Linked DNA regions of Homo sapiens: region 2 is linked to region 1. Evidence: chromatin loops called from intact Hi-C (ENCODE). Cell type or tissue: Caco-2. All regions are shown on one strand. Each heading gives the region's core, and the rest is flanking DNA. Links, peaks and the distances in the headings are about the cores only.

The links. Peaks named below come from ENCODE experiments on the same cell type or tissue, not always from the same donor. Only the 100,000 strongest peaks of a DNase experiment are listed, where the experiment ranks them.
Region 2: a loop joins it to region 1, with 5 times the contacts of the local background. A loop is called at or near these places in 1 of 110 quality-filtered maps.

Annotation. Positions count from the first base shown.
Region 1 is chr10:112,894,726-112,906,133 of GRCh38, forward strand. LINC02935 (long intergenic non-protein coding RNA 2935) reads left to right here. Exons shown (of 3, transcript XR_001747706.2): 2 at 11,252-11,408. Among named protein-coding and RNA genes, the nearest start is that of LINC02935, 9.4 kb to the left of the region's middle. RefSeq lists enhancers at 4,139-4,951, 6,539-7,039. In Caco-2, for the core only: no CTCF peak of the experiment used is centred there; DNase peaks (open chromatin) are centred at 4,156 and 4,936; H3K4me3 peaks cover 1,240 bases.
Region 2 is chr10:112,772,306-112,783,713 of GRCh38, forward strand. All of the region lies in intron 7 of VTI1A (vesicle transport through interaction with t-SNAREs 1A), which reads left to right. Among named protein-coding and RNA genes, the nearest start is that of LINC02935, 110 kb to the right of the region's middle. In Caco-2, for the core only: no CTCF peak of the experiment used is centred there; a DNase peak (open chromatin) is centred at 6,462.

The sequences.
Region 1 (11,408 bases), core at 2,486-6,485:
TGTGGTGAGGAAGCCACAACACTGAGATTTGAATTTATCTCCCTCTGATTCCAAGTCTAGTGCTGCTTCTTTTCATTACCACCTCAAGGAAGATATCATTTCAGGGTCCGTTTCTTTTATTCCTTCACTAATTGATTCATTTAATCTTTATTGAGTGCCTACTATGGGCCAGGCACTCTGCTGGTCTCCAGGGATCAGGGCCAGAAAGAGGGTGAGGCAGGAAGGGCACCCAAGGCACGGCATCTAAGGAGGCACTGGCTCTCAGGCACTCACCCTGAACTCCCACAGTCCTGAAGGTGAGCACCTTTTTAAAGTTTGTGCCATAGGCACTCGGTTGACCCCACCCTAGTCCCATCCCTGAAGGAGTAGTGAGCAAACCAGACCTGCACTCTGCCCTCAGAGAGCTGACACTTCAGTAGCAGACATGCAAGCTAAGGAGATTCCAGTTACCACAGCAGATCACCCACAGCTTCCTCCTAGAAAACCACCATCACCTTATTATGCTCACAGAGTCTATGGTCAAGAGCTCAGACAGGCCCAGAGGGCATGGCTTGTCTCTGTTCCACATGTTTCGGGAATCGGCTAGAAGATGTGCAACTTAGGGGTGATGAGGACAAGTGGGATCAACTGGAATCACCTGGAGCTTCATCACTCATGCATGTGGCATCTGGACTGTGATGAGTGGAGAGTCAGGCTAAGCTGGGACTGTGCAGTGGAGCACTGCATGTGGCCTCCCCAGGTGGCCCCAGCTTCTCACAGCCTAGTGGCTGTGTCCCCAGGGGACACATTTTGAAAGGGAGCACTGAGAGAATGAGGGGCAGAGTCACAAGGTTTCATTTATATCTCGTACCCAATTGGTCAAAGCAGTCACTAGTCTGCCCAGGTCCAAGAGGAGGGGACAAAGCCCCACATTTCGGTGGAAGGAATATCAAAGTATTGGTGACCATTTTTAAAATCATCACAATGACCAAAAAATAAAAAAATTTAAAAAAAGAATGAATAATTCTTCTACAGAGGAAATGAACTATGAAAGTGTGTAGCAGAGAACTGAACTGGTAATAGTAATATGCTTCGTTCATCCAACCACATTTATTGAGCACCTACAAGGAATCAGGCGGTCAGCAGAGGGACTAGAATAATAGATGCTCATATAGGGGAGGAACAGTTCTGCCTGGGAAGGCAGCGCAGGTCTGCCTTGCTTTTGTCTGTCTTTGTATGCAGCCATAGAGGTGGTGCTGATCCATTACATGAACTGGTTCAAATGTGTGTGTGAATTGTGTCCTGAGCTCCTCTCTGTGCTTGTCTTGGGGAGGAGTTGAGGGTGACAAAGAAGGAGCAGTTCTTGACCCTGAGAACTTGGAGTTTGTGCTGTCAGTATCATCACCACCATCATTATTATCAGGAACACACTGCAATGGATACCTTGATATCCATAACAATCCCTTGCATTTCTGAAGTGTTATTGGTCAGGGTTCTCCAGAGAAATAGAACCAGTAGGAGATACAGACATGAATGGATGGCTAGAGAGATGATAGATAGGTAGAGAGATAGATGATAGATAGATAGATAGATAGATAGATAGATAGATAGATAGATAGATAGAGGAAGCGATTTATTGTGGGACTTGGCACATATAATTATGGAAGTCAAGAAGTCCCACAATCTGCTGTCTGCAAGCTAGAGAATCAGGAAAGCTGGTGATGTCACTTGGTCTGAGTCCAAAGGTCTGAGAGTCAGACAGCTAATGTGTAAGTCCTGGTCTGAGTCCGAAAGTCCGAAAACAAAGAGCTCCAATGTCCAAGGGCAGGAGAAGTTTGATGGCCCAGCTCAAGAAGAGAGTGATATCCCTTCTTCTGCCTTTTTGTTCTATTCAGGCCATGTATTACATGATGCCATCTTCTTTACTCAGTCTACTGATTCAAATAGTCAAGCTTTTTGGAAACACTTTCACAGACACTCCTAGAAATAATGTTTTACAAGCTATCTGGGTATCCCTTAGCCCAGTCACGTTGACACATAAAATTAACCATCTCGTGAAGGGATTGTGGGTTCCAAAGCTCATTCACACTCCTTAGCTCACATGAAGCTCATCTCCAACCTCCAGGGCAGGAGGGTAAGCATCCCCCACACTCCCATTTTACAGATGCAGAAACTGAGCTCAGAGAGTTTAAACCAAGGGCATCCCCCAGATGGGAGAGCTAAGCATGGCCTCCAGACTCTGCACTGGCCCGTGCCTGGAGGGTTTTTTTTTAATTCTCCAGTTTTAACATCACCAATCATCAGAAAAATGCAAATTAAAACCACAATGAGATATCATCTTACACCAATCAGAATGGCTATGATTAAGAAGACAAAAAATAACAGAGGTTGGCAAAGACGCAGAGAAAAGGGAACGTTTATACCCTGACAGTGGGAATGTAAATTAATACAACCTCTATGAAAAATAATATGCAGATTTCTCAGAGAACTAAAAAAATAACAACCATTCCATCCAGCAATCCCACTACTGGGTATCTCCTCAAAGGAAAAGAAATCATTATATCAAAATGATACCTGCACTCTTCTGTTTATCACAGCACTATTCACAATAAGAAAGATACAGAATCAACGTAAGTGTCCATCAACAGAGGACTGGATTTTTTTTTAACGTGATATTATATACAGTATATATATATATCGTGTATATATATACACGTTATATATGTATATATACATGTATGTATATATGTCATTATATATACATGTATATATATCATGTTATATATATCATGTATATATATCATGTTATATATATATCACATATATATGATATATGATATATATATACACACACACAGTGGAATACTACTCAGCCATAAAGAAGGAATGAAATCCTGTCTTTTGCAGCAACATGGATGGCTTATTATCTTAAGTGAAATAAGCCAGGCACAGACAAATACCACATGCTGTCACTCATAAATGGGAGCTAAACAATGTGTACCCATGGAAGGAGAGTGTGGAATGATGGACAATGGGGACTCAGAGAGGTGGAGGGGGTGGGAGTGGATGGATGCTGGGAGGTTGCTTGGTGGGTGCAATGTGCATTGCTCCAATGATGGAGGTACTGAAGGCACTCACTTCACCACAATGCAATATGTCAATGTAGCAAAACTGCACTTGTACCCCATTAATATATACAAATAATTTTTTTAATTAAAAACTTCTTTAGTTCCTTTTCTACCAAATTCCTGTGTCTTCCTGCCATCTGTCAATCCTGACTTCCCTTTAGGGCCATCCATTTAGAAATAAACAGATAAGGCCAGGCATGGTGGCTCATGCCTGTAATACCAACACTTTGGGAGGCTAAGGCGGGTTGATTACCTGAGGTCAGGAGTTCGAGACCAGACTAGCCAACATGGTGAAACCCCATCTCTATTAAAAATACAAAAATTAGTTAGGCGTGGTGGCACATGCCCGTGATCCCAGCTACTTGGGAGGCGGAGGCAAGAGAATCGCTTGAACCCGGGAGGCGGAGATTGCCCTTCAGCGTAGGTGACAAGAGCGAAACTCCATCTCAGAAGAAAAAAAGAAAAAGAAAGCAATGGATAAAGTCACTGAGCACCCCTGTGCCAGGTACCATGCAAAGCACTCACACGTGCTAGCTCAGGTCATCTTCCCAACACTCTACAAGTGAGGTAGAATTATTATCGTCTTCACCTTACAGATAGGGATAAACAGCTTAGGAAGTGACAGTGACTTTCTCAAGGTCACAGAGCAAGTAAGTAAGCTGTGGAGAAGAAACTGACCCCCCATCAGTCTGACTTGAAACCAACTTGGGTACTGCTGCCCATGGATGCCCCTTCTCCACCCCAGCTCTTGCCGTGGGAGCCTTTGTCCCCAAAATGCTGGACTGAGATGGACGCTCAGTGACCCGGATTAGGGTGCTCTGCCCTTGCCTAGGATGAGGTGAATATTCACTATCATGACCAGCTTGGGGAAATCGGGCCTCGCTGACGTCATCAATTATGCATGGTCCTGGGCTAAGCCCTTGCGCTGTGGGACTTGGGGAAAGGTGCTTCCAGGGAGAGGGCAGCAGCGCGTTGAGTCACTTGCCTCTTGTTTAACTCTTTCCCTGCTGCCTCGACTCTGGAGGCGGGGTTTGGGCCTGGGGTTCCGTTTTGGGCGTCTCTGACAGGGCTTGTGTAGAGTAAGCCGGGTTTCCACCCCAGTCCGCTCCCTCCACTTCAGGCCTCATTAGTGCCCGCAGCTCGGATTTACACAGATGTAAATCTGGCCATTAGCACCTCACGCTCTGGCAAGGAGGTGTGGCCAAAGGGAATTTAAGGGCAGCAGGGGGTGGGGGTGGGGAGCAAACTTTGAGCCCAACTTAATGTTTAACTTCTCGGACAATGGGATTGTCAGGCTTCCCCATCTCTATTCCAGGCAGTTTCTTGGGGAAAGGGTCGATAAATACCCACAGATAACAGACGACGCTGGGTGGGTGGCAGGAAATGGATCGCTAAATTATACATCAGATGCAAGGTAGCTAGGTCGGGCCAATGGGAAGCAACTTCTCCAGGGAAAAGCTTCCAGAGCCCCCAGTTCTCTCCCTAACCACACTTTAGCTTTCCTTTGTCTGGAAAGAGAAGCCACTAAATGCCTCTTACCCCAGTGTTAACTCTTTGTTAGGAGGGAATCTGAAGGGAAGATAATTCCAGGAGCGGGGAAGAATGAGAAAGAGAGAAAGAGAAACAGACCCATTTCTGGTAAATAATTAACACCAAAAAATGTTTCCCTAAAAAAAAAATGCCCAGCAGAACTTTCAACTTCTCCAATTTGGGAAGTCAAAAGTTTAACTGGGCGCCAGGCGGCTGATGCCAAGACAGGCCTCCAGCTATGTAACACTGGCCATGCCTGAGCTTGGCTCTGGACCTCTCCTTCCTGAGGAGATGTGGCATCTGGGTGACAGCAGTAGAGGGCCTCTAGCTTTCTTCCGGAGCCGCAGGCAGGGAGGCAGAAGCCTGGGGTCTGTCATCCTGGGTGTTTGGAATCCCCCCACAGGGCTTCACAGAAGCACAAGTATGTCATCAGGCTGATCTCAAGTCGAGACATAAGTAGCATCAGTTTGGGAATCACACCTGGGTCTCCATTCCGGCTTGGTAGTTACCTGCTGTGTGACTTCACACAGTTACTTAACCTCTCTGAACCAGTTTACTTAGCTATAAAATGGAGTCAACAAAACTGCTTTGGGAGAGTTGTTGCCAGGATTAGACACAGTACATGTCAGGGGTCAGCAAACTATGGCGTGTGGGCCAAATCTAGCAGGTGCCTGTTTTTGTCTCTTTATATAAAGTTTTTAAAACAGCCACCCCCTTTGAATGACTGATTGTCCATGGCTGTTTGCATGCTACAACAGTGGAGCTGAGTAGCAGAGGCCCTGCAGCTCTCAAAGCCTAAGGTATTTACCTGTTAGACCTTTGCAGAAAATGTGGCTGACCCTGGGATATGTAAAGATGTAGCTTGGTGCTTCAGAAAAGTTCAAAATGTGGAGGAAGCAGTGGTTAGTGTCATTAATATCATCCCAGGCTATTCCACATCTTGTCCTTCATTCTTTAATCTGGAAAGTGTGACTCTTGCGTCCCTTGTGTATTTTGCTACTCATAGATCCTGCCTCCACTCACACTCTAAGTGCTGGTAATTACATTTGGGACAGGGGCTTTTCTATGCTCCTGAGTGTGCAGGAGATGCTAATGACAGCACCTCTTGCCCTTGTTAGGACTAGACAGGCCTCCACCCTAGGTGACAACCTATCTTTGACCCCTACTCTTCTCACCAGCCTACCCAGTCCACCTCCAAGGTCTGTGGACTTTTTTTTTTTTTTTTTTGAGACAGAGTCTTGGTCTTGTCTCCCAGGCTGGAGTGCAATAGTGCAATCTCGGCTCCCTGCAACCTCTGCCTCCCAGGCTCAAGCAATTCTCCTGCCTCAGCCTCCCAAGTAGGTGGGATTACAGACACCCACCATCTTGCCCGGCTAATTTTTTTTTCTTTTTCTTTTTTTGTATTTTTAGTGGAGATGGGGTTTCACCATGTTGGGCAGGCTGGTCTCGAACTCCTGACCTCAGGTGATCCGCCCACCTCAGCCTCCCAAAGTGCTAGGAATAGAGGCATGAGCCACTGTGCCCGGCTGGTGTGTGGACTTTAACTCCTTCACTGGGCTTAAGTGATTGGTGTCACAGAAGGAAAATGAGTTTTGGCATTAAACACGCTAGCATTTGTTTTTGGTTTTGCTTTTATTTCTTTATTTGAAATAGGGTCTCCCTCTGTCACCCAGACTGGAGTGCAGTAGCGTGATTGCAGCTTACCGCAGCCTCAACCTCCCAGGCTTCAGTGACCCTCCCACCTCAGCCGCCCAAGTAGCTGGGACTACAGGCAGGAGCCACCATGCTTGGCCAATTTTTGTATTTTTGTAGAGACAGTGTTTTACCATGTTGCCCAGGCTGGTCTCAAACTGCTGGGCTCAAGCGCTCCATCTGCCTTGGCCTCCCAAAGTGCTGGAAATACAGGCGTAAGCCACCGCACCCGGCCTAGACCTGCATTTGAATCCCAGTTTGGCTCCTTCTCCTCTCAGCAAGACCCTGGGCAGGTATGACCTTGATCAAACACGCCCCATATTCCCCTGGCTCACCTTCAAGGTCACCCGCCATTCCCTGTGCCTGCTGACAGTCTCCACCCTCAAGTGCCCAGGGTCTCCCCTTGGTTCCAAGAGAACTTGCTCAATCTTGAGTAGGGCAAGCAGAGTGCCCTAGATTTAACCCCTCCAGAGAAGGCATCCCCCAAAGAGGGCCAGAGGCTGTTGGCTAAGCATCTCAGCTTCCTCGTCCCTTTGGGGACAAGAGATGACACAAAGCACTGGTTCCTCGGAAGGCCCCCAGCAGGATGAAGCCTCAGTTGTCCATAACAGCACCTGCAATGTCTCTTCCTTCCCTGCTCCCTTACTGGTGCTTCCTGGGATCGCCTCCTGAATAAACTACCTGCTCCCAAATCCTCCCAAATGCTAAGCTCTATAAGCCTCAGTTTTCCCAATGGTAAAAGGGGTCTGGCAACATCCACCTCATAGGGTTGTTAATGAGTGAGACTATGTAATAATCCTTGCAGTGGAAAAATCCAGAGGTGCATCTGCTCTCTCCCTGAGCCCTTGTCTACTATGTGCTCTATGGAATGAGGTGGGTGTTTATGAAGTCTCATAATGTCATGACCACCATGGGTTAGTAGCCAGTGCACAAAGGCTAAGGTTTGGAGAATATGAGTTATATGCTTGCATCAGTACTTAGGTTCTTACTGGGGCTCCCGTGACAAATGAAAAATGGCTACTATAGAAAAGAAAGGAAATGGAAGTCTCCATCTTGGTGAGAAGACAAATACACTATTCATTTGTCAGAAAGATTTCAGGTCCTTTCAGAAGTAGCATGAAAGAGCAGAGAGTTTGAATCTTGGCCCCACCACCTAAAATAGCTGTGTAAATGTGAACAATTTACTTGATCTTGCTGAGCCTGTTTTCTGTATTGCAAAATTGTAATGAGAATTTAAATAATATCAGTAACCCCTTTGAGTAGAGGCAGTTCTATTGTGGGTAAGAAACGAATGATACGGTCTTTGCTTTCCAAGATCTTAGAATCTCACTGGGAGATAGGGCCAGGCAGGTGGCTCACACCTGTAATCCCAGCACCTTGGAAGGCCAAGGCGGGCGGATCACTTGAGGTCAGGAGTTTGAGACCAGCCTGGGCAACATAGTGAAACCCCTGTCTCTTCTAAAAATACAACAATTAGCCAGGCATGGTGGTGTGCACCTGTAATCCCAGTTACTAGGGAGGCTGAGGCAGGAGAATTGCTTGAACCCGCGAGGCAGAGGTTGCAGTGAGTTGAGATCATGCCACTGCACTCCAGCCTGGGCGACATGGCAAGACTCCATTTAAAAAAAAAAAAAAAGAATCTCATTGGGAGATAAGATCAGACACAGGAATAGCAGAAGCAGAGCATGACTGGATCCTTGGCCAGCAATATTTACTGAGCACCTACTATGCACTAGACATTGAAATGCAGGTGCTTGCTAGAAGTGGTCACAGGAGACTCTCCCTCTACCAGTATTCATCTTATAAGCCACCTTTCCTTCCTTCCTTCCTTCCTTCCTTCCTTCCTTCCTTCCTTCTTTCTTTTCTTCCTTCCTTCCCTTCTTTCCTTCTTCTTCCCTCCCTCCTTTCCTTCCTTTTCCTCTTCCTCCCTGTCTCCCTCCTTCCCTTCCTTCCTCACTTCTGTCTTCTCTTTCTTTTTCTCTTCTTTTCACCCATATTGTTTCATTCCTTCCTCTCTAAATCTGTTTTTCCCTCCTTCTCTGTCAGCACCATAGACCTCCAACCAGCGATGTTACTTGATCTCAGGGGAGCTGCAGGTCCAGACAATCCCAAGCCCTGGAGATCCCATCCATCCTTCAGGGTAAACTGGGAGCATCTTCTTCCACCCCCAGAGTATTTGAATTTGAATGGAAGGAGGAGCATCATAATCACTGAATGCATCAAATATCTCTGAGTCCCATTATATGTAAGGTTCTCTACAAATAGCAGTACGCTGGAACCAGCTCATACTAGCTTCTAGGAAACAATTATTAAGTTTTCAGGATTTTTTTCTTAAATTTATTCATTATTATTATTATTATTATTTGAGACAGAGTCTTGCTCTGTCAACCAGGCTGGAGTGCAATGGCGGGATCTCAGCTCACTGCAACCTCCACCTCCCAGGGTCAAGGGATTCTCCTGCCTTAGACTCCCAAGTAGCTGGGGTTACAGGCACACGCCACCACACCCGGCTAATTTTTTTGTATTTTTAGTAGAAATGGGGTTTCACCATGTTGGCCAGGCTGCTCTCAAGCTCCTGACCACAGGTGATCCACCTGCCTCAGCTTCCCAAAGTAGTGGGATTACAGGCGTGAGCCACTGTACCCGGCCTTTTAATTTATTTTTTATTTTTTGAGACAGTTTTCCTCTGTCATCCAGGCTGGAGTGCAATGGCACACTCTCAGCCCACTGCAACCCTTGCCTCCTGGGCTCAAGCAAATCTCATGCCTCAGCCTCCCGAGTAGCTGGGATTGCAGTCATGCACCACCATGCCTGGATAATTTTTGTATTTTTTAGTAGAGACAGGGTTCCACCATGTTGGCCAGGCTGGTCTCAAACTCCTGGCCTCAAGTGATCTGCCCACCTCAGCCTCCCAAAGTGCTGAGATTACAGGTATGAGCTATCATGGCCAGCAAGTTTTCAGGAATTTCTGAAGTGGCTGATGTCACATTGGTAGCTTGAAGTCAGCCATGATGGGACTATTTACACTACCGAAATTGGCAACTGCTACAAATCAGAAATGTATTTCCTCAGAGAGCCAGTTGTTAAACATTTACCAGCACACCACTGCATAAAATATAGGTTATACAAGAGAGACAGAGATGTGTAGAAACACACCCTGCCTTCAAGGAGCTACATAGGAGGTGAGATGATAACGATGTTGAGAATGTTGCTGATTTATAGCCAGGAAATGAAAGTTCAAGTTTCAGCTGAGTCACCCAGGGCAGGTCATTTTCTTTCTCTGGAACTCAGATTTCTGTTAAATGGGAATTATGGTAATATCTCCCTGCCTTTTTCACTGGGTTTTTGGGGAATTCACCAAAAATGATACACATGAAAGAAAACCCATTGGGGCCAGGCGCGATGGTTCATGCCTGTAATCCCAGCACTTTGAAAGGCTGAGGCGGGTGAATCACATGAGGTCAGGAGTTTGAGACCAGCCTAGCCAACATGGTGAAACCCCATCTCTACTAAAAATACAAAAAAATAACCAGGTGTAGTGGCATGCATCTGTAATCCCAGCTACTCAGGAGGCTGAGGCACAGGAATCGCTTGAACCTGGGAGGGAGAGGTTGCAGTGAGCTGAGATGGCACCACTGCACTCCAGACTGGGCAACAGAGTGAGACTGTGCCAAAAAAAAAAAAAAAAAAAAAAAGGCGGGGGGGGGTGGGTGTGGAATTATGTAACATCTCTCTGCCTTTCTCACTGGGTTATTAGGGAATTCACCAAAAATGATACATATGAAAGAAATCCCATTGGGATCTATACTGAGCTGTTCCAATCATAGAAACATCCAGAAGGAACAAGACTTCACCTGAGTGCCCCCAAGAAGGGATTTAACTACACACAGGACCACCCTGATGAACTATTAGAAGCCAAGAGAAGCAAAAATTGAGTTTTATGTCCCCTGGTTAGACTAGAAGCAGCTTGACAGCCGGGCCCTGTCTGCTATTTCTTTGTGCCCTTCACCAAGTATAACACAGGATTGTGATCCTAAGGAATAAACAGGTGGTTCAGGGAGGAGGCCTGGGGGCACCTGTGGTGAGTCTACCCGCAAAGGCTGTGCTATGAATGGAGGCAGAGATAGTTCTGTCTTTTCCAATCTACTGCAAAGAGGCTGTTGGGGCTGTGTGCAGGTATCTGAATGATGAAATGGAATGTCCTTGATGGATAAGGAGCAATAACTATTGCAAGCACATGACTTGGATTGGGATCTTTTTTAAAAATGTTAATCTAGGCTGGGTGCGGTGGCTCACGCCTGTAATCCCAGCACTTTGGGAGGCCAAGGCGGGCAGATCACGAGGTCAGGAGATCGAGACCATCCTGGCCAACATGGTGAAACCCCGTCTCTACTAAAAATACAAAAATTAGCTAGGCGTGGTGGCAGGCACCTGAAGTCCCAGCTACTTGGGAGGCTGAGACAGGAGAATCGCCTGAACCCAGGAGGTGGAGGTTGCAGTGAGCCGAGATCGTGCCACTGCACTCCAGCCTGGCGACACAGTGAGATTCTGTCTCAAAATAAAAAATAAAAAATTGTTAACCTAAAGAACAAGGTAAGGGTGACTCGCTTTGTACCCTGGGGGCTTCTCCTTGGGCAACTGGTGGAGCATCATCCTGAAGGTTTCCTCGTCAGCCAGTTGTCCCACTCACATTCTCCCAGCATCCCAGCCTTACCTCCTGCACCCTCCCTGTTATTCTTCCTCCCTCCATGACAGTCCAAGGCATTTACACTTGGAGCCACCCACTCTGTGCGTAATTATAGGAAAGTATTTGTATCTTTTTCTCTAATGATTTAATGGTCTGTCTTCCCAACCACACTGTAAAACCCTGGAGGGCATAGAATATTGTCAATTGTATCTGTTTCTCGTGTGCTTCTTATTAGTACCCTGGAAGTGCTCAGTACATCATATGAGCCAGAGTGCTGGCCAGGAATGAGACCACGCTTTGCCTGTTGGTCACCGCATCTCCAGGGAACTCAGAGGCATCTCCAGGAAACACCTGAATATGTGAGCTGGTTCCTTACAACAGTCCAATGAAGC
Region 2 (11,408 bases), core at 4,361-8,360, 120 kb before region 1:
TGTTGAGCATGTTTTCCTGTGCTTATTGGTCATTGTTATATCTTCTTTGGAGATGTCTACTCAGATCCTTTGCTCGCTTTTTAATTAGGTTGTCTTTTTATTAGTACGTTGTAAGAGTTTTTTAAGATAGTCTAGATATGTCTTATTGTATATACGATCTGCAAACATGTTCTCCTATTCTACAGCGTGTCTTCTTACTTTCTTGATAGTGTCCTTTGAAACACAAAAGTTTTTAATTTTGATGAAATCCAATTTAGTTTCTTTTGTTGCTTGCGCTTTTGGTGTCACATCTAAGAGTCTATTGTTAAAACCCACACCACAAGGACTTATTTATCTGTTATCTTCTAAGGGAATTATAATTTTGGCTCTTTCATTTAGGTCTTTGATTCATTTAGAGTTAATGTTTATATATGCTGTGAGGTAAGGTTCCAACTGTCTTCTTTTGCATATGGATATCTACTTGTACAGCCATGTTTTTGAAGGAAGAAAAAGAACTGTGGATTGATGTGGTCATCTACCAAGACACACCTCAGCCCAGTCCACCTTGGAAACCCATTGGTCAGTCGGAACAAAACTGACCGACTGGCATAGGTCATTCAGAGCAGAACAGGGTGGAGTTTAGCAATAGAATGCCACTTAGCTTGAGAAGCTCTAGCCTGCAAGCCATAGAGTGTAACTCGAAAACTCACAAAGTGTGCCCATTGAGTAGGTAAAATAATTACCAATAAGGTCGTGATTTAGTCACCATAATTTATATACGTCTCTTACCTCCCTACCATTTCTGGGCCTTTTGGGTAGAAGTAGGATGTAATAAAAAGAGAATTGACTTTGCTATCAGAAGTCTAAGAGCTGATTCTTGGTGACTGTTGTGACATTAGGCAAGTCACTTAACCTCTTTGAGACTTAGTTTTCTTCTCTCTAAGGTAGGATAATAATACCAAGTTCCTGGTCTTATTGAATCAATCAAAGGAAGTTTTTCCAAGGTTTGGGAAAGCACATAGTACCTGGTACCTAGTTGCCACACAAAGCATGCATGTTCACACTTATCACACTCCTCTTCCCAACTGTACCATCGATTACACTGAACACTAACTGAACTGCTGCTTCAGATCATAGAAGCCAGAACCCTGGAGTTCCACACAACCACAAATTCCAGAAACACAAACCTGCCCCATAAACTATCCTGTGCTAGCCCCATTCCTCCATCCAGATCATTAACCACTGGAAGTCTTAGGAAAGGATGATACTTGGACACACCTCAACTCGGCTAAGGGTGTGCCTGGGAAGTGTTCACCCTCAACACTTCTCAGTGTTGCAAGTGGTGGGTCCAGTATCTGGCAGAAGACAGTTGATTGGAAAGAAAATTTGTAGCCATAGGACCAAGTGACTGCCCATCCGGTGCATCCTAAATGTGGGAAGAGAGGACCAAGAGAGATCTTTAGGTGTGATTTGAGATTTACCCCAGGCCTGAAACTCCACTGTGCCTTTGGGTTAAGGCATAGTGTTGTTGCCAGGATCTAATATCTTATCTGGGGTGGGCAGCAGAGAGCCAGTGGATGTGAAGATATTGGGAGGTGTAGGAAGAGCTATGCAAACATGACAGGGCACAATAACTAATGAGTAGCCACTGACATAAACACAGGAGGTTAGAGCAGAGAGGAAGGGCCCTTAGGAGTCTTCTATCCAGCTCCCTTATTTGGCAAAAGAAGACAGCTAGGGGTCAGAGACACTGGGTGGCTTGGCTGAGGTGAGGCTGTGAGTAGCTGCAGCGCAGGACACCTAATGCTCATGCCATTTGGCACTGAGGCCGTGGAAACTGGAATGTTTCGATGTGGAGGGTGTTGGAGAAAATGTCACAAAAAGAGACTGAGCATTCAGGTCTGGAGCTGAGGGCACCAGAGAAGCAGTTCAGGAGCTATTTTGTTGGGGAGAGAGAGGCCAAAACAGGCTGATGCAGAGACACAAAGGCATCTGTGTTTTCTGGAAGGTTCTTCTCATAGTTCCTCTCATAGTTCCACCTCACTTCAGGACGCCAGAAAGAAGTGGTGGGAAATCCATGACCTGGGCCTGCCTCTGCCATTGACCATCCAGGGGCCACCCCAGGATGACTACTTCCTCCTCTGAACTTTGGTCTTCCCACTACAAAGGAGATGAGTGTGAAGAAGGTGAACTCTGAGTCTGACAGCTCTAACCAGTCTCCAAGGGGAAAGCCAAGTCAGGCTTAGGCAGTAAATTAATCTCAGGAGGAACAACTTTATGTGAGCACATTTAGAAATAAGTTTAGGGTGATGATTTTAAGTTCCACCTTTTTTTTTTAATGCCTCTATTCAGGTGACATATTTGACCTGATTAACAGAAAGTACATGGGCCTAATGTACAATATTAGGAGATAATTGCAATGGATGAAAGTCACTTGAGTCAATTAACTCTTATTACCTGGAAACCATTTAGAAGAGGCAATAAATTATTGGGACAACACAATTAGCAGTCCCAGAATGAAACAGATTTCGTGTGTGTGCACGGAGAAGCCCCCCTCCTGAGGGCCTGTCAAGTTCAAGGGTACATGTTTGAGGGGATTGCTGTGCCCTTTTGTGTTCACAGGAGTGTGTTAACATGCAACAGGGCTGACATATCCCAGGCTAGACCGAAGCAATGAAATAAGCTTTCGACGCCTGAGAACAATGACGCCTGTGTCACCACCAGTCAATGGCTGCCTCAGTGCCTTGTCCCTAATAGACTCTCACTGAACGTCGGTCAGTTAGCTGAGTGATATTGAGGTTGGGTCTTGTGACTCTGCTTAAAGACCATTTCTAACACCTCCACTGCCGAATTTAAAAACTGAAACGGCTTAGCATTTAGAAAGACCTTTTTTCATCAAGTTACACATTCTATACCAGCATGGATAGAGTTGGGATAAAGAAAAAGTTTTGTATAAAAATTCTTCAAAGTACCACTGCAGTAGCAAATAGGTTCCAAGAGCCTCATCGATCTCTTATATTTGTTTTCAATCCATGGAAGAAGATTGTGTTGTCCCAGTGCAGGCCCAAGTTTAATTCAATGTGTCTTAAGGCTGTAGGATCCTGAGCTCCTTGCCACTAAATCTACACACCATTTGCTTATTAAGTAAGGAACCATCCTAGAATTCTTTTGCAATGATCTGAAATAACCTAGCATTTGCTTTCACTGACCTTTTAGTGTTTCTATCACCTAAAGCATTTTTCCTTCCACTGCTGCATTACAAGTAGGATTCAAATTCCTAACAGCAGAGGGGGAAAAAAAATCCCAAAGCACAACAAATGTTAATGATCAACATTTCATTTTTATCGTGTTGACTGTTTCAACCACAAGCTTAAAGAATTATCAAGGCAGACTGCATTAGTCCAAATAAGCTGAAAATAATACACTGGCCAGAACTAGTGCTCAGAAGGCAAATTTATATCGAGTAATTGAAAATGTAATAAAGAAAGAAATAATTGCCATAGGACACAGGTCTCTCTCTTTTGTGTGTGTACCTCCAAATATGTGGGTTTTAAAAATATATCACCAGATACTTTTGCGATAGTCAATCTGTGACTTCTTCAGTGATGGTAAATGTGCAATCTGATCTTTTGAAAGAATAAACAGTTCCTTGTTAATTAATTTATACAGCTGTCAGTGCAGCTTTCTCTGTCTTCGCACTCTAAGTGTTTCCCTGCCATAGATTTTCTTGCCGTTTCTGGCAAACCTCCAGTGAGAGCCTGGGATTTATTAGGCTGACTTGGTGCAGAGTCTATTGATTGTGGCCCCGAGGGTAATAACTAAATAGAGCTGGAGCAACAAGTCAATAACACCATTGTTGCTGCAGCCTGCATTCACTCGAGGAGTAAGATTGTTTTACAGCAGCCGAGGGTAATCGTGGGCAGATCAGTGTGTTCAACACGCGCTGCACCGTGTTAGTGCTGAGGACTATTTGAAAGCTTTCAGCGGGATCACTGGAGAATTGGGGTGGGGTACTGGGATTATGAACCCTGTGAACTCCTTCATTACAGCTTAAAGGTTTCAACTTTAGTTTTTAACATCTGCTGCAACCTTGGGGAGCTCAGGAGTAAGGCTGGTGCAGGGGAGTGCAGAAACAGGCTCTGGGCCTTAGCACTAGGCGGTCTGTTCTGGTCTGTGTCCCGGAAACAAGATGGTTATGAGCAGAGAGATTATCTCACAGCTGCTGTCTGACATCCATCCGTCTATCCGGCCTCCCATCTGTGTGAGGTGCCAGCCAGTGGCACCATCCCTACCTCCTCATCCCCCAGGATGCATTTAATGTAAACCATCTAAACAGAAGAAGCCACATTATTATAATTTTCTCACTTCCAAATCTTGAGTTAGGCTGACTTAATTTTTTTTTTTTTTTTTTTGAGACGGAGTCTTGTTCTGTCGCCCAGGTTGGAGTACGTGGGGTGATCTTGGCTCACTGCAACCTCTGCCTCCCAGAATCAAGGAATTCTCCTGCCTCAGCCTCCCGAGTAGCTGGGACTACAAGTGCGCACCACCACGCCTGGCTAATTTTTGTATTTTTAGTATAGACGGGGTTTCACCATGTTGGCCAGGCTGGTCTTGAACTCCTGACCTCAGGTGATCCACCTGCCTTGGCCTCCCAAAGTGCTGGGATTACAGATGGGAGCCACTGCACCCGGCTAGGCTGACTTAACTTTAAAAGCCATTTTTCTTGAGGCTTGCTTAGTAAGAGAAACTAAAACTCACATCTTTCAAAGCTTTTTTTTCCTAATTGGTAGTGGTATGTAAAAGTTCACTACGCTGACTTTTACATACCTGATGATTAGTTTTTTAATTACAGAAAGTAAAATCAAAGTCCGTGTCAATTCCTGTCACTCTTTTGCCTTTTAAAGAATCCTCATGGATTCTGTTTCTATACATGGATGACCAGAAAATAAAAAAGACAAGTTCCCAGGTGTGGCTGGTGCTGACCTATCTCCCAGCCTTCCAGGCTTGCCTTGTCTGAGTGGTGTCTGAATTACTGTGGTGGGGGTGGATTTCTTAGGCCCACTATAGAAAATTTCAGGACCTTATGCACACAATACAAGCACTAAATTGACACCAACAAATCAGTGCCATCTCTTCAGGTGGGAGGATGGAGACAGCCACGGAGCAGTGCTTAATTATGCAGAAGGTTTATCCTTTGAGTCTGACATAGAGCACTGTGAGGAAAGGCCATCTCTGGGGCTAGAAAGTGAAAACAAGACTTCGCCAAAAAGGATTTTATTCTGAATGTAAGACCTGCCTGGTAGAGATATCTTCCTCAGTAGTTTTTGGTGATTATCTCATTTTAATTCCATGCCTGACATTCATCAGTCAGAGGCAAAACTCATTGGCAGGGAAAGAGATGAGAGGCCTCCGTTTCCCGGACATTGTGGCATTCATTCTCTGGCCTCTTCACTAAGGAAGTGCTGCAGTGAAACTCGATTCTGCCCATTTTGTCATTTAACTTTCACAGAAGCAAATACAAAGTATTGGTGAAAGTGGCCGGGCACCGTGGCTCACGCCTGTAATCCTAGCACTTTGGGAGGCCGAGACAGGTGGATCACCTGAGGTAGGGAGTTCCAGACCAGCCTGACCAACATGGAGAAACCCCGTCTCTACTAAAAATACAAAATTAGCCGGGCATGGTGGCGCATGCATGTAATCCCAGCTACTCGAGAGGCTGAGGCAGGAGAATCGCTTGAACCTGGGAGGCAGAGGTTGCAGTGAGCCGAGATCGTGCCATTGCACTCCACCCTGGGCAACAAGAGCAAAACTCCATCTCAAAAAAAGGAAAAAAAAAAGTGTATTGGTGATAGCAAGTTCCGTAATAGCCTTATGGAGCTCACATTACTCTAGAAAGTGACCTTTCTGATCTATGAGTTGGAATTACCAGCTACCTGGATAAACATCACCTCATTTTTAACTTAATACCAAAGCCATCATCCCCATGTTGTTGAACTGAAGAACCTTAGAATGGCTTCAGGAAAGGCCGGTGACTCTGAGCACTGGTGGAAGTTCTTCTGCCAAGACCATTCACCATTGTTACCCCACTTGTCCCCCTGATAACTGATGGCCATTGTGAATTATGCCTCAATGTCACCACGTGAACCGATTACCCACAAATAACCACAACCCCGATACCATCTGGACTGAGTGCAAATCTTTCATAAAATGTTGTATTTTTAAAAAGAATTTAATTATTCTATACAGGACAAAGAGCTTTTCCTGTTCACTCTATTTTACTGAGAAAAGTCTTTGGCAAATCTATGGCAAAGGTAAAACTTGGGAGGGTTTTTTAAAATTACTTGCAGTATGAGTCACCTTAATGAAAGCTTCAGAAGCATGAAGCAGTTCCATCAGGTAGCAGTCCTCCAGGAAAAAATTTTTTTTTTAGTTTAGTCAATACTAACATACAACATATGGGCAAAGGTAGACTGCCTCCTTGCTCTACTGGGAGACATAAATAGCTTTCTTATCAGACATTTTTTTGTCTGAATCAAGAAATTCCTGTCCAGTCTGCTTAGGTTCAGCTCTGTGATCCAAGAAGTTTTTGACATATCAAGATGACCTAAGAGTTGATAAGCCTTTGGCACAGGAAAGAAATATGCAGGAGAAGTTCAGGAACTGAGTGACACATTTTCCTAAAAGAAGGAAAAAAATAAGAATAATAATCGAAGTGGATTTGTTGAATACTTTCAAATTCTCAAAGATGTTTCTGTTTAGGTGGCTGTGGAAATCTCACGTTTGCTTTATCGCAGCTTGAAAAGGAACGAGAGAAAGAAATACCAAAGGGTACACATACTTCCAGTTCTTTTGAGTGATATTACCAATATTTCATCTTGAGATTTCCAAGAGTAGAGGCCAGATATTTTCAGTCTTCTGCACTCTTTAAGGGTCAGAAGGAGTCAGAATCAACTTGGATGGAATAAACATGGGGATAAGCAGCTGAAAATAATAGCTTCATGTATTTACTAGACGCTAAGAAGTCAAAGGAAGTGGTGTGTGAGCTTGTAAAACAGTGGCTGCCAGCTTTATCTTTTTAAGAGGAGACTAGATTTTGACACAGAGATAAGCAAGCTGGAGTAAACAGTGATTTCTTAAACTGTTACCCATAAAATAAGTTTGTTGTGAACATATCTACATAAGAGAGATTGTCCTCTCTTTTTCAGCTATGGGTCAGGTTATTCTAAGCTTTTATATACTCATGCCAAAGGTGTAGGCGCTGGGCTTATGTTCAGCTATTTCAGATCATCTGGACTTGAATTTAGAGAATGTCTTTGCTCTGTTAGCACATGCTCATCCCACTATTCAAAAAAATGACCATCTCGGTACAAAGTTTCTTTGGCAGTCAAATCTGTTTCAGCATCTCCAATCAACATATGTTTTTCCTCATTTTGTATTTTCTTGTTTCTGGCATTTTATGGATTAGAATAATCGGAAAATAGGCATCTGAAGGATTACTCCCATAAACAGGTGAGATTGGCGAGAGAAGAAATTATTTTTCAACGTTATTATTAAATAGAAGCTCTCATGCTCTTTATAGCCACATTCCTCCATTTACAATGTGCTGTTGAGGCTGAGAACTTCCTTGTTCTTTAGGTTTCTCACAGATTATTTTTCTGTTACAAGCTATTTGTTACTTACTCAGTTCTGAGTTACTGAGATTGTTTAATTCTAAACTTAGTTGTATGGCAGATTACAGCTCACACCTGTAATCCCAGCACTTTGGGAGGATCACTTGAGGCCAGGCATTCGAGACCAGTCTGGGCAACATAGCAGGACCTTGTCTCTTAAAAAAAAAAAAAAAAAAAGCAAAAATTAGCCCAATATGGTGGCATGTGCCTGTAATCCCTGCTAGGAGGATCGTTTGAGCCCAGGAGTTCAAGGTTGCAGTAAGCTATGATCACACTGCTGCACTCCAGCCTGGGAGACAGAGCAAGACCCTGTCTCTAAAAATAAATAAATAAATAAATAAATAAATAAATAAATAAATAAATAAATAAAATAATAACCTACCTATATGCCTAGAATTTTAATAATTGAAAATGTGGTAGCACCATGATCTTGGTGGAAAAGGCATTGAGCAATTTCACTTGGAGTTTGCTCAAATCAGGCACATTATTTCAGAATCAAACTTTTAAGCCTTTGAAAACAAAATGTAAAAATAAGCCCATTTTTCTCCTTTGCTTCTTGCAGAAGGCGTTTCCAGTGGAGGTTTTCTAAAATTATTATAATAATTAACCATGTGCTGTCTCATGTCCCGGGAACTAGAGTCAGAGCTCAATATGCATAATCTGATTTAACCCGTGTGTTAACCTTATCGAGTATGCATTGTTGTTCCCATTTTATAGATTAGGAAACTAAATATCAGTAAAATTAGTATGTGGCTTTCTCAAAGCCACATGGCTGATAGAACCAAAATCCTTACTATGGTCCACAGGCTGGCACGATTCCGCCTCTGTTTCCTCTTCAGCTCGCCTCCCTCCCATCATTCTCCTCCTGGCTTTTTCCTCCCCGGGCACCCCAGTGTTCCTCTACAGATAAAGGGCCTTTGCACATGCTGTGCCACCTGCCTGGAATCCCTTTCTCATTCCCACTCACCCCTCCCACTTCAGTTTTTAACCTAGCGCATTCTTCAGAATATATATATATATTTTTTGACGAAGTCTCGCTCTGTTGCCCAGGCTGATCTCGGCTCACTGCAACCTCCGCCTCCCAGGTTTAAGCAATTCTCCTGCCTCAGCCTCCCAAGTAGCTGGGACTACAGGTGCACACCGCCATGGCCGGGTAATTTTTTGTAGTTTAGTAGAGGCGGGGTTTCACCATGTTACCCAGGCTGGTCACAAACTCCTGAGCTCAGGCAGTCTACCCGCCTCGGCCTCCCAGAGTGCTGGGATTACAGGCATGAGCCACCGCGCCCGGCCCAGATCTTAATTCAACATCATTACCACCTTTGGGACACCCTCTCTGGGCCTCTAGAAAAGCTCAGTCCTACAGCAGCTACAGAGATGCAGCTGTCAACCTTTCAGGCATGCAGTCTGCCCCAGGTGTTGGTACCCTCAGAGACCCATGTCAGCATCAGAGCTAGGCCACACTCTTCCCAGGCGGCCCCCAGTCATTGACTAGGCACAGTGTGTGGTCCTGAAGCTAGGCAGTTTCTGCCTGAGGTGGGATTCCTCTACGGGGCTGTCTTGGCTCCAGAGCTCATCACTGGGTTGGTTAAGACTTTGTCAGTCCTGGCCAGGAGCGGTGGCTCACACCTGTGATCCCAGCACTTTGGGAGGCTGAGGCGGGTGGATCACTTGAGGTCAGGAGTTTGAGACCAGCCTGGCCAACATGGTGAAACCCCGCCTCTACTAAAAAAACAAAAATTAGTGGGGTGTGATGGTGCACACTCATAGGTGCACACTCATAGTCCCAGCTACTCGGGAGGCTGAGGCAGGAGAATCGCTTGAACCCAGGAGGCGGAGCTTGCAGTGAGCCAAGACTGCACCACTGCACTCCAGCCTGGGCGACAGAGTGAGACTCTGTCTAAAAAGTAAATAAATGAGACTTTGTCAGCTCTGCACTGTGGTCCGAGGCTCTTCCTGCCCAATTCTGCCTCCTCCTCCATTTATCTGCTACAGGTATTACCCCCAGGAAACCTCTTGCACACCTAACTCCTTCCAGCATCTCCTTTCCTAGAAGACCCTTCGACTGACACAAGTCCCCTCTTCTAGATGCTCATAGTATCATATCTGCTTCCTTTGTAGCGATTACCACAGTTTAAAACTCTATATTATGTACATGTGATTTTGTTAAGGCCTAGAAGCTCTGTGAGGACAGGGACCTAATTTTACTCATCACTGTACCCCCAGAATGGAACCAGATCATTTCCCACAGACCTCATCAGAGCGCTTGCTGGACTCTGTGTGTCCAGGGCCATTTCACTGGCTGTCGCCAGTTGCATGCTGGGGCTTTCAAAGCAGCACTGAGAGTGGAACACTAAAACCTCACGCCGACTTGGAGGCCACACTGGAAAAGGATGTTGCAATGACGCTTGGATCAGGCCAGGCCCTGCGTGAAGGCCCTTTGGCGTCTTTTTCGGCGTGGAAGCGCATGCTCTTTCTCCTTGAGGAGAAGATAGGACCTTAGCGTTTCCAAGGCCTTCTGAGTGAAAACATCTGTATCCGATCTTTCCCGTCGCGGCATATTAGTGAAGTCTGGCTAAAGAGCAGCTTGTAGTTGACAAGACTCTCATCAGAAGGTGTCACTGCCATCAGCTGGAATTATAGTGGGGCTGTTCGAGCTGGTGCCCTAGCCAGATGCCAGTCTGGGTAATTACATTTGGTCTACCTAAACTCCCTGCAGACTTCTCATCGGACACAGCATTCTTCATCTCTGCCCTGAACTGCTAGGGAGTGTTTGCTAAGAGCCTTTCAGCTGCTGCCATAGTTCATTCCAAAAATGGATACATTCCTGAAGGACCACTTGTCAGGGGGTGTTACTGGGGGGGATTCCAGCTTGGAAGAGGGCTGGCCTGGCTAGGTGGCCCTGAAGGTCCCTTCCCCTTCTAATTTCGATTTTGTGATTCAGTGATTATAACTCAAACTGTAGTGTTCGTGGAACTGGTAAGAGCCTCATAAATGAAAATACCATCAGATCGAAAGTGCAGAACTTGGTAGGAAAGATGTTCAAATAACACACACACACACCAAAAAAAGTAGACACGAATCTGGATATCCCTGGGACCCAGAAACAGTCACAGTTACATTTCCTCTCTCAAGTTGATTCTGAAGCCATAATTAAGTGAAGACAAAAACATATATACATTGAATGAAAGGTGTGTAATCTTTGGGATAATTCTGATGTAATTAACACAGCAGAGCTGCATTATGGCCAATGTACAATGAGTGGAATTTTCCAACATTGATTAAGCGGACTTGAAGAGAACTGAGTCTTTGTCTGAAAGCTACCAAATGAAAACAACTTTGGGATATTTAAATTCAGGTTGGAAATTGGTTTGGGTAAGGGATATTTAAACCACAGCTGTTCAAGGGCTAAAAACATATGAGTTGTATGTGCATGCCCGCGTGCACGTGCACACACACACACACACACACACACTGCCTCCTCTGAAAACAAGTTAGCTAAAGGTGTACATTCCTTCTAGGTTCTCATGATCAACAGATGTAAATGTTCACGGTGTTCAGATGAATTATGGACCCTAATGAGATTTCAATACTGAGCAAACAATAAAAATTTATGCATTGCATAGTTGCCGTGGCCTTTGGCTTCATGGCTAGTGTTCTACCTTTTCAACAGCTTCAGTAATATAATATCCAGCTGGCTTTGGAGGTAAGGAAAATTCGAAGGGAGAATTGAAATTATGAGACATAATTTGATGGATTACT